Linked DNA regions of Homo sapiens: region 2 is linked to region 1. The links are chromatin loops, found by intact Hi-C in ENCODE. Cell type or tissue: Caco-2. All regions are shown on one strand.

Region 1 (8,000 bases):
CAGACACTGTGTTAAAGTGTGGCACAGAAGTGGATGTGGTGACTTGATGCCTGGCCTCCCACAGCTCAGTGCTACAATGTAAGTTGTAGGTTACAATGCAAGGTGGGAGTGCTCCAAAGGGAACGAGGGTTGGGGCTGCAAGAGCACATGAGGGTCGGGGTGGGGGGTTATGCAGGCTCAGGGAGGCGTCAGGAAAGGGCTTCCTGGAAGAGGAATGGATAAGGAGTAGTGAAGCAAGAGAAGGAGAGGAGGTGGAAGGAGGAGTTGCAGGCAGAGTGAACAGCATGTGCAAAGGTCCTGAGGCAGGGAGCCAAAGCTACCCTGGGAAACTAAAGTGCTGTAGATGGGCACATGCTCAATAGATGGTGATGTGGTTTGGCTGTGCCCCCACCCAAATCTCATCTTGAATTGCAACTCCCACAGTTCCCATGTGTCGTGGGAGGAAACTGGTGGGAGGTCATTGAATCATGGAGGCAGGTCTTTCCCGTGTTGTTCTCATGCTAGCATCTCATGAGAGATCTCATGGGTCTCACAAGATCTGATGGTTTTATGAGGGGCAGTTTCCCTGCACAAGCTCTCTCTTTGCCTGCTGCCATTCATGTAAGATGTGACTTGCTCCTCTTTGCCTTCCGCCATGATTGTGAGGCCTCCCCAGCCACGTGGAACTGTAACTTCATTAACCCCTTTTTCCTGTATAAGTTACCCAGTCTCTGATATGTCTTTATCAGCAGCATGAAAACAGACTAATACAGATGGGTTCCCTAAGACAGGCTCAGAGGAAAGAAGGGTCCCCCATAGTCCCTGCCCTCAGCCAGCCTCCAGTCAAACAGGGGTGACAGGACCAACATATTTCAGACAGACTTAATATAAAAAAATTATAGGGTCGGGCTTGGTGGCTCATGCCTGTAATCCCAGCACTTTGGGAGGCCAAGGCGGGCAGATCATGAGGTCAGGAGATCAAGACCATCCTGGCTAACACTGTGAAACCCCATCTCTATTAAGAATACAAAAAATTAGCCGGGCGTGGTGGCGGGCACCTGTAGTCCCAGCACTTTGGGAGGTTGAGGCAGGCAGACTGCTTGAGCTCAGCAGTTCAAGAACAGCCTAGGCAACATGGTGAAACCACGTCTGCACAAAAAATACAAAAATAAAAAATAAAAAATAGCTGAGCATTGTGGCCCATGCCTGTGGTCCCAGCTACTCAAAAGGCTGAGGTGGGAGGACCGGCTGAGCCCGGGAGATCGAGGCTGCAGTGAGCCCAAATCCCGTCACTGGGCAATAGAGTGAGACCCTGTCTCAAAAAAATAAAATAAAATAAAAGGACTTGTTTGTTGATGAGCTCACTCTATTCACAACGCATGTGTCCCTGCTGAGGGCCAGGATAAAGCAGCTGAAGGGGTTAACCAGAGCAGGCCTCCCAGAGGAGGTGAGGCTGGTTCCGCTGGTAAAGAAGCCTCTTCCTCCACCCGTGAGTGGGACCACCAGGCCCTCTTTTTCCCCACCTGATTGGAAACCTTGGACAACAATGAGGCTGTATCTGCTCTGCCAGCTGCATATAAATGCAAGCACAATGCCACCTCTCTCTCACCAGACAAGGCCACACGCCAGGGGTGGCTTAGTGTGAGCGAGGCTGTCTGGCTCAGCCACATCACAAAGGTAACAAAAGCACCTGAATGCCCGTCTTCCTCCCAGCCCCCAGCCCGCCCCTGGAGGATGCAGGTGCGAGTGTCTGGGGCGCAGTTAGGCCTCTGGGAGGAGATAAATCCCCAGCACGGGCTCCAGGAAGGCAGGAGGGAACTTGCAGCGGCTCCCTGCTCCCCTCCTCTGCTGGGATAAGCATTGCCATGCTCCCTCTCTCACCGGCAGGGGTCTGCCCTGAGGGGTTTTAACTGAGTGAAACACCATCTGCTCCGGGGTCCCCACCCAGCAGACCCTGCAGACAGATGCTGTCCAGCTCCCGCCCCTGCTTCCTCCCACTCTGGAAGCATCTCCACCCTGGGGCCGCAGGGAGCTGAGGCTGCTCTCCACATTCCATGAAAGCTGAGGCCTGGCAGGACCCCAGCAGGGGCAGAGCCACAAAGATGACGCAGCTCCAGAAGCCAAAGCCCCGGCAAGCCGAGGCGGGATCAGGGCAACCCCACCTGCCTTTGCATCCTCCAGGTTCCCCAGGACTGGGTGCTGGCTCTGGTCAGACCCTCTGCCACGGGCTGGCTGTGTGACTTTGGGCAACTTCTGCAACCTCACTGAGTTTCCCCACTTGTAAAATGTGAGTTGTTGAGGTTTAAATGAGAAAATGTTTCTTCTGCCTAAAGTGTTCAACCACTATTTCTATTAACATCATTCCAGGTTTCCTCTTGGACACTGTCAAGTGACCGCCCTTTAGCCATTTATAACCTGACTGTGATAAGCACTTTAAAAACGAACTTTTTTTTTCTTTTTTTTGAGATGGTGTTTCACTCTTGCTGCACAGGCTGGAGTGCAATGGTGCAATCTTGGCTCACTGCAACCTCTGGCTCACTGCAACCTCCGCCTTCCAGGTTCAAGTGATTCTCCTGCCTCAGCCTCCCAAATAGCTTGGATTACAGGCATGTGCCACCACACCTGGTTAATTTTGTATTTTTAGGGGAGATGGGGTTTCACCATGTTGGTCAGGCCGGTCTTGAACGCCTGACCTCAAGTGATCCACCAACCTCATCCTCCCAAAATGCTAGGATTACAGGCATGAGCCACTGTGCCCGGCCTAAAAACAAACTTTTTGAATTGATGTATACTGTTTACACAGAAAAGTGCACATGGCTGGGCACAGCGGCTCACACCTGTAATCCCAGGGCTTTGAGAGGCCGAGGTGGGAGGATCGCTTGAGCCCAGAAGTTCAAGCCGGGGCAACATAGAGAAACACTGTCTCTAGAAAGAAAAAATATAAAAAATTAGTGGGGCATGGTGGTACATGCCTGTAGACTCAGCTACTGGGGTGAGAGGGCGGGTGCCAGGGTGGGAGAATCACCCTGAGCCCGGGAGATGGAGATCATGCCACCGCACTCCAGCCTGGGCGACAGAGTGAGACCTGCCTCAAAGGAAAAAAAGAAAGAGAAGTGCACATAAGTGTGCAGCTCAAGGAATGTCCACAGAACTAGCTCTCAGATCACGAAATAGAGCATTATCAGTATTCTAGAGGCCCTTTCTCAGGCCCCCTGCCAAGGCTAACTGCTATCCCAGCTTCTATTACCATAGATTACTTCGCCTGTTTTTGAACTTTATATAAATAAAATCACACAGTACGTACTGAAAACACCTTCAGACTTAAGAAGCCCTTTCACAGGTGGTATCTTATTTGCTCTTCCCCAACCCTGTGAGATTAGGTTTTTCATTGTCCCCATTTTATTGCTGAGCAAACAGAGGCTTCAGATACATGAACAAACTTGTCCAACGCCGCACAGTGAGTAGAGAGAGGGACTCTAACTCCAGCTGTCCAAGCCCTCCCGTCACCCCCCACCACACCAGGCTACTTCCCACACGTCAAACCAGCCTCTCCCTGTGCCCCAGTTAAGGCCGCTCCTCCCCAGAGCCCTACTTCCTCCAGGAAGCTTCCTTGGATTGCTCAGAGGAGAACCATCAGCTTGTCCCACTCTGCCCCCATCCCCAGCCTAGACACGGGGACGTAGCACGCGGCTAACCTTGGTGTGGGTCTGATGAGTGTGTGTTGACTGCCTGCTATGGTTTCTGTAACACCCCTGCTGGTCTCTTCTCCATGTGCCTCTCAGAGTCACAACACCCAGAGGACAGGGCTGCTTCTACAGCTCTTTCCACGCCCTGCCCAGTATGAATGGGGCTGGCTGGCAGCTGGGGTTGGAATGGGCACTGCATTAGGTCAGGTGGGGAGCAGGGCACATGCTCCCCTGGTTTGATGGGAGGCTCCTGGTGAGTCCGTCTAATGAAAGGTATGATACCAAAGGCACTAGCGGCCAGGGGACCCCATTTCAAACCTCGATTCTGCAAGTCACATGATCTCAGGCAAGTTCCTTCCCTCTCTGAACCTCAATGCCCTCACTTGTGAAATGAGACGGCTAGACTCAATCTGACTTGACAAAGCCATGGTACCCTGTGGCCATGTCAGATATCACCCCTTCCCAGGGCCCCTTCCCAGCGCCCCTTCCCAGGGAGTCCAGTGCCCCTTCCCAGGGAGCCCACAGTTGGCCTCAGACTTCTTTGGACCCAGCACTGCAGGCATCATGGATCCACTGAGAAGGGTAAGAAGGGGAAGCCTGTCCAGCAGCCTTGACCAGGGAGGTCCAGAGTCACTGGGCATTCATGGTGCAGCCCCTGATGGGCTCCAGAAGCCAAGAAGACGGAAGGTGGACTAGGACCTCAGCTCACCCTGCAGACCGCAGGGACCTCTGTCATCCCCACACAAAGGCGACCTCTTCCTGGGGCTCTCTGCCACCACAGTACCCAATCCTGACCTGCCCAGTGCCCTGCCACGTAACTAGCTCCGCGTGATGATAAATGCCCCCAGGATGCAGGCAGCCCCTAGCTCACACTGGGTATGTCTGAAGGAGCACCCCAGGTCCAATCCATGTTCCCAGAGCCTCCTCCTGACTCATGGCAGCTGCAGTGCCCACAGCCTGATCCAGAAGTTAGCGCTGTCAGCCCAAACGCCACCTTTGCTCTTACCAGTCACCCCAGTACAGTCCCCCTTGACCCATTGATGCCAGGCTCATCTGGGTTCGAGGAGGGGGTAAAGTGCCTGGAGCCAAGGTCCAGGTAGGCCTGGTGTTACTCTTTGTACTGGTTCAGCTCCATCGCCGGCTACACTAACCTGAGAAACCAGTCCTGTCATCCACCAGGGGAAATGTGTTTTAAGATCACACAATTGACTTTTCAATCCCATACATCTGCGAGTCGAAGGCGGCCCATCCAAGCTTTCCAGAGTCAAGGCTCATTGCTAGTCTAGGGCTCCAGAGTCCAGGGCCTCTGCAGACAAGCGGCTCACCAAAGCAGCCGTTCACCCACTAAACGCATACTGAGCACCCAGTGCTGTTCTGGTTGTTGGGGAAAGAATGCAGAAACGGCCAGACGCGGTGGCTCACGCCGCTAATCCCAGCACTTTGGGAGGTCAAGGCTGGTGGATCATGAGGTCAGGAGATCGAGACCATCCTGGCTAACATGATGAAACCCTGTCTCTATTAAAATACAAAAAATTAGCCAGGCATGGTGGTGTGCGCCTGTAGTCCCAGCTACTCGGGAGGCTGAGGCAGGGGAATCACTTGAACCTGGGAGGCGGAGGTTGCAGTGAGCCGAGATCGTGCCACTGCACTCCAGCCTGGTGACAGAGCAAGGCTCCGTCTCAGGAAAAAAAAAAAAAAAAGAATGCAGAAGCAAACAGTCCCTGTGCAATGGAACCCGTGCCTTGTGGGGAGACAGATGATGATCTCTGATGACCTCCCCAAAGCATCCAAGGGTGGCCTGACCTTGCTCTACCAGCCCCACCCTGATCATCTCCCAGCTGGGCTGCTCAGGTTCTTCCCCTGCTGGGAGCTGGAAGTTCCTTAGAAAGGCACTGGCCACACGGAGAAGCAGTGGCTAAAGAGACGAAGGCAGACCCGGGCAACACCGAACCACAAAGCCCAGGTTCAGCTGTGTGACCCTGTGTCGGTGTCTCAGGTTCTCTGGACATCTGTGTTTTCCCTTGTCCAATGGGACTAATAAGACCTGCCGTGGAGGGCTGGTGTGAGGACCTGCAGTAACGCAGGATGGCAACTGGAGAAGCAGCGAGAGAAGTAGCAGCATTATTGGCCCAGGAATACAGGACAAAAGTCGGCTCCTCCTCCACCCCTAAAGCCCAGGGTCAAGCTCTTGACATACCCCCTCCCACTTCCCTCCCCAAAGGAGCTGAGGGCAAGAGAGAGCCCAGCAGCCGCCACCCCACAGCTCCGTGCAGGAGAAATGCACTTTCTCAGCTGACTTCCGCTACTCAGACAGCCCGATTGCTTTGTTTACTGCCAATTTGCACCCCACCTGGCAGATCTCATGTTCCGGCCTATTTACTCTGGACTCTGGCAGGACCGTTACGTTTCAAAGGAGAGTCGGCTGATGCTATTTTAGCACAAATAAACTGGTGAGCTTCCTCCATCTAGTTGCCTACTCTGTGCTCTTAGATTTGGGTCAGCTGAAATTTTGGCCCCCTGATGGGGTGTCTGCATCCCCACCCAGCCTCCTAGGAGCAGTGGAGAAGCAACAGTTCTCCTAGTCCTCAGGCTCCTGTCCCCAGGACCCCACCACCAATCTGGCATCTGACAGATTCAGCAGGTGTCTGTGCACACATTTTGTAAGGGCCCAGCCTTGAGATGGGGCCAGCTGTGCTGCTCCGTGGCTGTGCCTGGCACATAGGAGGCACTCTGGAAACATGCTAAAGAACGGATGTGTGACAACCCTCAGCGCAGCCCTGTGGCCAAGGATCTATCTCCCTCATAAGGCAGGTCCCAGCCTTGGACATTTCTCTAGGCCCACAGGCTGTTGTCTTCCTGGCCAGGGGATTTCAGTTTGGGGAAGGGTCTTGGAAACTGAGGTAGAAGGAGACTGAAAGTTGGCTTTGCTTCTTGTTCATTAGGTAGCTTCACATTCAGAAGGCTGGAATGGGGTTCCAAGGAGGGTGCAGAACAAAGACCCATGGGAGCCAGGTGCAGTGGCTCACACCTGTAATCCCAGCACTTTGGGAGGCCAAGGCGGGCGGATCACCTGAGGTCAGGGGTTCGAGACCAGCCTGGCCAACATGGTGAAACCCTGTCTCTATAAAAATACAAAAATTAGCCGGGTGTGGTGGTACACACCTGTAGACCCAGCTACTCAGGAGGCTGAGGCAGGAGAATCGCTCGAACCCGGAAGGTGGAGGTTGCAGTGAGCTGAGGTCGCGCCACGGCACTCCAGCCTGGGCAACCGAGCGAGACTCCATCTCAAAAAAGAAAGAAAGAAAAAAAAGACCCATGGGAAATCAATTTGGCTCAGTCTAAGGTAAAACCTCCTGGTATGTTTAGAAGTCACTTGCATTGACTGAGCACATTCCCTACGCCGGGCAAGGCACTGGGTGCTTTCATGTGCTCCCTCGTTTCACAGCTGCCCAACTCAGCGATGGCCTGCCTTAGGATCACTCCAGAGCATGGCCCAGGCTGCCTAGTTCATATCCCGGCTCTATCACTTGGCTCATGTGTCATCTTGGGCAAGCTACATAACCTCTGTGGTTATGTATTTCCTCATGTGTAAAGTGGGACAACAGTACCTACTTCATAGGGTTGGCTGGAGAATCAACTTAATACATACAAAGCATCTAGAACAGTGCCTGGAAGGTGGTAAGTGCTCAATGATGTCAGCTTTCAGAAGAAGGGGAAAATGGAGAAAGAGGAAGAAGAGCAGAAGGCGGCAGCAGCCGAGGCAGGATAACCACCCGCGGGAGATAATAGAAGCTCAGGTAGGACGTCAAATGCAATGATCTCGAGTTACTTCAAGAATAAGATTCTAGGATTCATTTAACCTCCCTGGACTTCATTCAGTTTTCCCAGCAATACAACAGGCGTTCTCATTACCTGACAAGTGCTGCTTTCTTCCGTGTGATATTCTCTACCTTGGGAATAGCAGGTGTTCCCAGGGACCACTGCCTCTACCACCGCACAAACTGGAAGGCACAGGGTGGCAGATGCAGCCCTGGGCAAGGGGCAGGAGTCCTGGGAACTGATCCAACTTTCCAATCAAATAACTATGTGGCTTTCGGCTAGTTACTGAAATTCTGAGAGTCTGGGACAATAATTTTAACTGCCCTCCTGTCTCTCAGGTTTGTGGCCCTGTGAGCTCTTTGGGGGAGAGGACACAAATCACCAAGAACATAATAAGCCGTTGGGCATGTGACTACCATCAGAAAGTGGCATTGTGGGCCGGGCGTGGTGGCGCACACCTGTAATCCCAGCACTTTTGGAGGCCAAGATGAGGGATCACTTGAGCTCAGGAGTTTG
Region 2 (8,000 bases), 89 kb before region 1:
ACAAATCCCTAGAACAGGGACACTAGGAAGCCAGGCTCTTTGCTAAGACATAGTAAAAGTGACCTTTTACTCCAGTTTCCAATAAGTTTCTCATCTCCATCTGGACACATCCAGAGCCTGGCTATCTCTGTTCATATCACTATCTGCATTTGGGTCACAACCATTCAAAAAGTCTCTAGGAAATTCCAAATCTTCCTGCCTTCTGCTGAGCCCTCCATACTCTCTCAGCCTCTGCCTATTACCCAGTTCCAAAGTTGCTTCCACATTTTCAGGTATCTTTATAGCAATACCCCACTCCCGATACCAATTTTCATTATTATTCCATTCTCACGTTGCTATAAAGAAATATTTGAGACTGGGTAATTTATGATGAAAAGAGATGTTACTGGCTCACAATTCTGCAAGCTGTACAGAAAGCACAGCAGCATCTGCTTCTGGGGAGGCCTCAGAAAACTTACAATCATGGCCAAAGGCAAAGGAGGAGTGAGCACTTCACACAGCCGGAGCAGGAGGAAGAGTGGGGGAGGTGCTACACACTTTTAAATGACCAGATCTCACAAGAACTCATTGACTATCACAAGAACAGCACGAAGAGGGAAATCCACCTCTATGATCCAATCACCTACAACCAGGCCCCACTGATCCAAATGATATCACTGTCTGTACAAAAAATTTCGAAATTAGCCAGGTGTAGTGGCACATGTCTATGGTCTTAGCTCCTCAGGAGGCTGAGATGGGAGGATCACTTGGGCCTGCGAGGCTGAGGCTGCAGTGAGCTGAGATCGTGCCATTGCACTCAAGCCTGGGCAACAGAGTTAGATCCTGCCTCAATAAATAAATAAATAAATAAGATAAAATAAAATAAAATAAAATAAAAAAGCTTTTCCCAGTCATGAACTATTAATCTTCTTAGTCAGCTGTTCATCCAACCATTATTTATTAACCACCTACTAAGTGCCAGGTACCTAAGCTAGGTACTAAGAAAACAATGGAAAGCAAAGCAGACATAGCCCTGCTGTATAGAGCTGACTGCGGTTCTTAACCGTAACCTCTTGCGAGACAAAAGACCATTTTGAGACTCTGGCTGAAGGTTTTACGCTCTTGCCCAGAGAAACACACATCACTACTTACACGTAACACTTTGCCAACATTCACGGGGCTCCCGAGAAGGTTCCCCAGGAGAACCCCTGTCCTAAGTGAACTTTTTGCTCCAGTCACACCTGTCCACTGCCATCCTGGAACCCTCTTTGATCATTCTAGCAGAGGCTTTTAAGCCTCTTAAAAAAGTCCCCTTTAGCAGTGGCAACTTCAAGGAACCCCAGGGCAAAAGCCCAATAAAAACTGCTTGATGCACAGGGGGCACTGGAATCACTTGTACAGGTAACTGTAGTGTATTATAAGCTTGTTTGGTGCAAGGAAAGCTGACTGGTTCATTGCCTGAGACAAAAGGGTTATCTTGTAAAATCTGAGCAGCCCACTCCCATATCTGAAATCTGTGTGCTCCCTCAAGGTCTTGACGTAGTTTCATGTGCTGATCTTTGGTTTTCCGACACCTTTGGAGGGGTCTGGTGCCTTGTGCATGACCATCTCCAGTCCCTCTGCTCCCCTCTCAACATTCTGTATCCCTTCCTGGCCACCATGGCCAAAGCACTTTGGCCATGAGGCATTGTAGGGCCAACTTCCTATTCCATCCATCCTGGCTGAATAGCCTAGGGTCAAATCTTCCAGACCAAAGTATCCAGCTTCCGTCTGAAGATAATGGCTCCCTAAGGAACATGTCTGTCACGGCCAATTTGAAAGAGCAATCTAACAGGCGCTTCCTCAGGACCCCTTATGAAAGCTCCATTCTCCACTGCTGCCTTTATGACTGAGCTCCAGCTAAGGTGCACCTGCGGATCTCTTAGTAAAGGGATTATTGACCCACAAGCTGAGTGGTCACAATCCATCATGGCCCATTCTACAGGCCCCTCTGCTCCTGGGGCTGGCCCAGACTCCGTGGCTCAAATATGGGTCAGTCCACAGCCCTCTTCCCCATCCCCACCATGCACCAATTCCCAAGTTCTTCCCTCTGCCCCATCCCCACCCCAACAAAGATGTAAGGCCAGGGATTTTATGAAGTGCCTAGGACTGGCAGAATCCAAGGTCTCTTAGATTGATCTAATGTAATGGATCCCGGGTGCTTGACCTGTCAGCCAGCAGACAGCTGGGTCCTGGAGGAGACAAACCTCTGAAATCAGCTGGTAACCCTCTGCCCTCTTTGTAACCCAATTCCTGCTTCTCCCCAACTCCTGGGATTTCAGGCCTGGAAGGGATACTAGATCCCATCACTTAGCAGATGAGGACGCTAGGCCCAGAGAAGAGAAGTAGGGGGACACATAAGCAATGAGTGAGACTGAAATCAAGATCTCCTGGCTCCTACTCCAGAGCTCTTCAGTTGTCAGATTAAAATGAAAACTGAGCACCCAGTTAAAGAGGATCCTGGGGATCCCCACCCACAAGCTGCAATCACAAAGCCTGATGGCAAAGTCACTTACCAGGCCCTAGGGGCAGGAAGAGTGCCAGCCAAGCCCAGTAGGTAGAATGCATTACTGAGAGGTCTCTAGGGGCTCCCTGGGACAAAAAGAGTGACAAGCCAGAGCTGGCATGGCTGGGCTTCCTGGAATAGAGAAGAGAGCCAGAGCCCGGGCAGCTGCCAGGCCCTGCCAGGCAGACACAAATTCATCAAAGGGTGAGGGGCTACGACATTCCTCAGAGTCTGACTTAAAGGCAGCTTCCATCCATCAAGGCCCAGGTACCCTTCAATCCATATTTTTGGGGCATAATTAACAGGCTTTTAGTTGGATTGAATCTTATTTTTGGTGTCTATACACAGGAGGCCCACAGAAGTAGCCCACCCAACCCGCTCAATGCTTTGTGAAGTGCCATTTGGCAGAACCAAGCTCTCAGATGGTGAGCGCAGCCAGGAAAGATGGTATGGTACTAGGTTCAGGGCCTCAATCGGCCTCCTACAAGCTGCATAAACTCACTTAACCACTCTCTGCCTCAGTTGCCTCAAATAGCAAACAAGAATAACAACACCTGCTTCATGGGATATCAAAAGGACCAAGATGAGATACACAGAAAAAGCACCTAGCATGGTGCCTGACACAAACGAAACCCACGATGAATGCATATTTGCTTACGGTTTTTGTTTGTTTGTTTGTTTTGTTTTTTGTTTTGTTTTGTTTTGAGATTGAGTCTTGCTTTGTTGCCCAGGCTGGAGTGCAGTGGCGCGATCTCAGCTCACTGCAAGCTCCGCCTCCTGGGTTCACACCATTCTCCTGCCTCAGCCTCCCGAGTAGCTGGGACTACAAGCGCCCGCCACCACACCCGGATAATTTTTTGTATTGTTAGTAGAGACGGGGTTTCACCATGTTAGCCAGGATGGTCTCGATCTCCTGACCTCATGATCCACCCGCCTTGGCCTCCCAAAGTGCTGGGATTACAGACGTGAGCCACCGCGCCCAGCCAACTTACAGTTTTAATAAATCAGATCACTGCCAGTGTCTTCCAAGAAATAAAAATTGCAAAAATGCTCCTAGAACCGTAGGGTAGCTGGCATGTACATCTGAGTGGGGTTACAGCCACAGGAGATGTCTTCACTGCAATGGCCAAGCCTGGGTCTAGGATGCAGTAGTTCAGATTGGCCAGGAGCAGCTGTGGGGCCATGTCCACTTCTCTCACACTCGCTGATCCGGGGGCCTCCAGATGCAGGCACCTCTGTCTCATCCAAGAACTTTCTGGTCTCTGGAGCTCATGCAGCCCATGCACATGGGACAGGCCCCAAGTGCTAGACCCTAGCTAGTGGCCATACTCTCCCACTGTGCCCCAGTGGGATTGGGCCCCGGGTGGCCACAGTTTTATGGTCTTCTTTCCCTTCCCTGTCTCACTTCTCCACTCTTCTATCAGGCAAATGAGTGCACTTTTAAAAAACCATAACCCCCTTTCTGTGTGGTTCCCAGGACCACCAACCACATAACCACTTGCACTTACTTCTGTCTTCACTTGGGGTCTGTTTCTGGGGGAGCCACGCCTACATGGGGGGCAGGCCAGGCACTGCACTGAGGGCCTGTCCCCATCACTGCCTGCAGGGAAGGTTCACAGAAGGAAGCGAGAGAGGATGCAGGCTGAGCTTACATATGCAGAGGGGAGGGAACAGAGGGCAGGGTGAACCAATTGATAACCTAAGGTTAAGACCAAACTCCTGGGAGAAAACAGATTGCCCATTGCTGAGTCAAAACAGAACAGCATGTCTTTGAGTTCACAGATTCCTCTTTTCTAGGCTATAGTAGGGCTGGCAACTTTGCCAGAAGGATTATCAGGACAATTTTTAAATGCCTCAGCACCCTGAGACAGTGAGCAGGGCAGTGTGCAGAAAGCTCACCCCACACCTGACTCTGGGCTCTTAAATCCTTCCCTTGGACCACACAGACGCTCCTGCAGAGCTCAGGAGCTTCCCTGCCCCAGGACCTGGAGCCACCTTCCAATCAAGGATAGAATCACAGCATTTTGGGGATGGAAAAACACGGAGGGCATCTCCTCCAAGCTCCATCTGAGGCATGAATCCCTGCACATCATGTCTGCAGCACCTTTCAAGGGAGCAAGAACAATGTGTACACATGCACACACGCAAACACATGCACACTCCGTGTGCTGCCCTGCATTCCTGGTCAATCCCCCCAGTGCTATTTGCCTTGTACAACACATGCACACATCAGCCCCACACAGATTAAGGGGATTAGCTCTTATCAAGAGCTTTGTATCTCCAAAGCTCTTATCAACATCAGCTAATTAAGCAGACAGCCCCCCTTCCCTTGGCTGAAGGGTATAGAAAGCACAGGACAAGAATTGACAAGACCTGAGTGCTAGTCCCACTGTGGGGGCATGTCTTCTTGTACAAGACACAGAGAAACAGGAAGCAGTTATTATGATACCCCACACAAGAGAAGAAGAAACAGAAAGTGTGAGGAACTTACCCAAGGCCAATCAGCTAAGCAGCAGCTGGGCTCAGCTGTGAACTTTGGTCTCTCCAACTCCAGAACCCGAGCTCTCTGAGTCACAACGACACATGGATATGAGTAATCATCCTCATTCTCACCAGCCAAGACCCCAATGGCAGAGACCAGCCCTCCAGCCTCAAATGGCTCTTTATCCCAGCAACCCCACCACTCACACACAGAACCCTGCTTAATACGAGGGTCACTGATTAGAAATGCTTTTTTCTCACACACACACTCGGGTTTGCACCATGTGCCCATGACCCTCCTCCCCTACCTACCTCACTCCTCTTTGTCCCTGTGTTCCCTGCCCCGCTCAGGGCTCTACACACGGTGGAAGCTCAGAGCTCTGGTATGGCCTCTGTCTGACCCACCCAGAGTCAGCAGGGAGCACTCTCCTGTCACAGACAAAGCCCCAAAGCCAGTTCCCATCCACCACAAAGTAGCCCGATAATGAGGGCTACACTGACAACTTCTAGTGTCAAGTCTAATAATTCCCTTTAACTGAGATCTTTTGCCTTCAGTGAAGTCATCAGTGGCTTTCAGGAAATGATCAGAAAAACCCTTTGGATTTCCACCTGTCATGGGGAATCCCACATGCTATACGTTTCATCATAGGGACTCAGGCTTAGTCAATTCTTTCAAATGTTGGCACCCCTTAACAAGGCTAATAAGATTTTTTTTTTTTTTTGCCTCAAAAGTCTTAATAGGATAGAAAATTTAAGGAAATCAATCAGTAATTAATTACCCATTAAATTATCTGCCCAGTATTATGAGGACACAGAAGTATTTAGTAAAATCCTTGCTCTCACGGAATGTAGAATGGATAATGAGAAAAACTAGCATTACAATGAGATAACAGCTGAACAGGCTTCCACACTACAAATATAGTAGGAAATTTATCATTCATTCATTCAACAAAGTGCCATTTAAACTCTACCAATGGTAAAGTCTACTATAGATGGACCCATGGTGGTTCACGGGCGGACGAGTTGTCCCACAGGGATAGATACGAGGTGTATCGCAAAGGAGATACATCACATAAGTAAGTGATACAGGACAAGGTAAAGTATGACAAGCATGTCAGGAGAAGAATGAATTAAGTATTACAGGAGCGGTACAGAAAAGATGGAATTACTAGGGAAGGCTTTGTGGAAGCAGCAGGACCTAAGTTACAATCGGCCCTGCAAGGAGGTAAGGGGTCACCAACTTTCTATCCCTAGGAGGGGGTGCCCTCAACCCAAAAGCACAGCACTCCCTGCACTGCACAAAAGAACTCAGGATTCATCTTAAGAAATCAGAAGCTAGCAGGTTCACACGCACTGGCTTCATCCCAGGTGGGGCGCACCAGGCCTGGAATTAGAGCACTCATCCGTCCAATGAACATTTCAGGAACACTGATGCTGCGGGGGAAGGGAGGAGGCACAGTCTCCGCCCCCACCGAGCTTATAGGCAGATGGGGGAGAGAGACAAGCAAACTCCACCAACAAGAGATGGATGAAGGGTTATACCACACACAGGAGTGTGCTGAACTGAGACTGGGGTAGTGGGCAGTGAGGGATTATGCACGGAGGAAGGGTGACTAAAATGAATCTTGAAGAACAGATGAGAGCTGGGTGTGCAGGCTGCAGCCGTGAAAGCAAATCATGATGATAACAGTAACAATTATGATACACCATTATCACCATTTTTTGAGCGCCTTCCTTGTCTTTTGCCAGAAACTGTACTTGGTATTTCACACACACACGTGCATGCATGCAGACACGCACACGTTAATGCTAATCATTTTTTAGTGTGTGTGTTCAGGATGCAAGTGATCCTTACAATTATACTGCATATTAAATATTATTGTTCCTCTTTGACAGATGGAGATACTAAGGCCCGAAGAGATGAAACCACTTTCTCACAGCCACACATCCAGTAATCAGCAGAGCTAGGATTCAAATCTCTCTACATCCTATCCGCTATTCCACACTTTGGAGCTACTGGGTGGAGTTCCTATGTGGCCTCCTGGACAAATGGGCCAAGGGAGTCATCGAGGGGCCAGAGTCCCTAGATCTCTGCACCCCAATCTAGAGTCCCAGGGGCTGAACGAAGGTGAGCTGACCCTCTCCTGGTTCTGCCTCGAGCTGTCAATCCAAATCAAAGTCTTGTCCGCTCACTGGGCCTTGGTTTCCTGTTGAAAACGACAGGACATGGGCCGGACGTTCTTTCAAGGCTCTTCCTGCGCTGACATTCTGAGACTCTGTGGTTCTCATGTAAAAGGCCTGAGCACCAATACAGAACCTGGTCAGAGAGTTTCCAATCAACATGTTTTGCTTGCACCCAGGCTTGTGACTCACTAGGCATAACCTGTAGCAAGAATCCCCTTGCTGGGGAGGGGGACCTCCCTAGGGCAGAATGGGCAAATCCCAGAGTTCCTGAAGCTCAAGACACTGCAGGCATTTCCTATTTCCTGCATCCTCCCTTCACTTCTCCTATCCTGTCGTTCCTTTGAAAACTTAGAGTGAGCTCCGCAGACCACAAAGAACATGCTGCACTGTCTTCTGGGCATGCCACTCCTGAATGACAGTGTCCCCTACCATCTGGTCTCTCACAGACTCCAAGCCCCCAGCCCACTGTGCTCTCCACCCTCCACTCCGGCTGCCTGGGCCAGCCCCAGGACAGGTGAGAGAGCTCATCAGCAGAAACCACGAAGCCAGACACCATCCCTGCGGCCACCCTCTCCCAGCAACACACAGCCATGCCACGTGTTCCGAGGCTTAGGGGGTTGGCATCCAGGAGTGCTGCACACAAGAATAAACAATCTCATCTCTGAGTGTATATTTTGTCTTCATTATGCCACTGTGAAGGTGTTAATATACAACTTACAACATATTAATCACCCCTCTAACTTCCAAACGCTAAATGCATCATTAACATTCATGTTTTCTTCAATTACTTGGCTGTTCTGGGGGAAGGGAG

The links. Peaks named below come from ENCODE experiments on the same cell type or tissue, not always from the same donor. Only the 100,000 strongest peaks of a DNase experiment are listed, where the experiment ranks them.
Region 2: a loop joins it to region 1, with 2.0 times the contacts of the local background. A loop is called at or near these places in 5 of 110 quality-filtered maps.

What each region holds. Positions count from the first base shown.
Region 1 is chr11:120,521,292-120,529,291 of GRCh38, reverse strand. The region is part of intron 1 of GRIK4 (glutamate ionotropic receptor kainate type subunit 4); the gene reads right to left. Among named protein-coding and RNA genes, the nearest start is that of GRIK4, 14 kb to the right of the region's middle. In Caco-2, no CTCF peak of the experiment used is centred here; DNase peaks (open chromatin) are centred at 1,881, 3,461, 5,493 and 5,759.
Region 2 is chr11:120,610,227-120,618,226 of GRCh38, reverse strand. The region is part of intron 1 of GRIK4 (glutamate ionotropic receptor kainate type subunit 4); the gene reads right to left. Among named protein-coding and RNA genes, the nearest start is that of GRIK4, 100 kb to the right of the region's middle. RefSeq lists enhancers at 4,865-5,204, 7,710-8,000. In Caco-2, no CTCF peak of the experiment used is centred here; DNase peaks (open chromatin) are centred at 4,766, 5,046 and 5,363.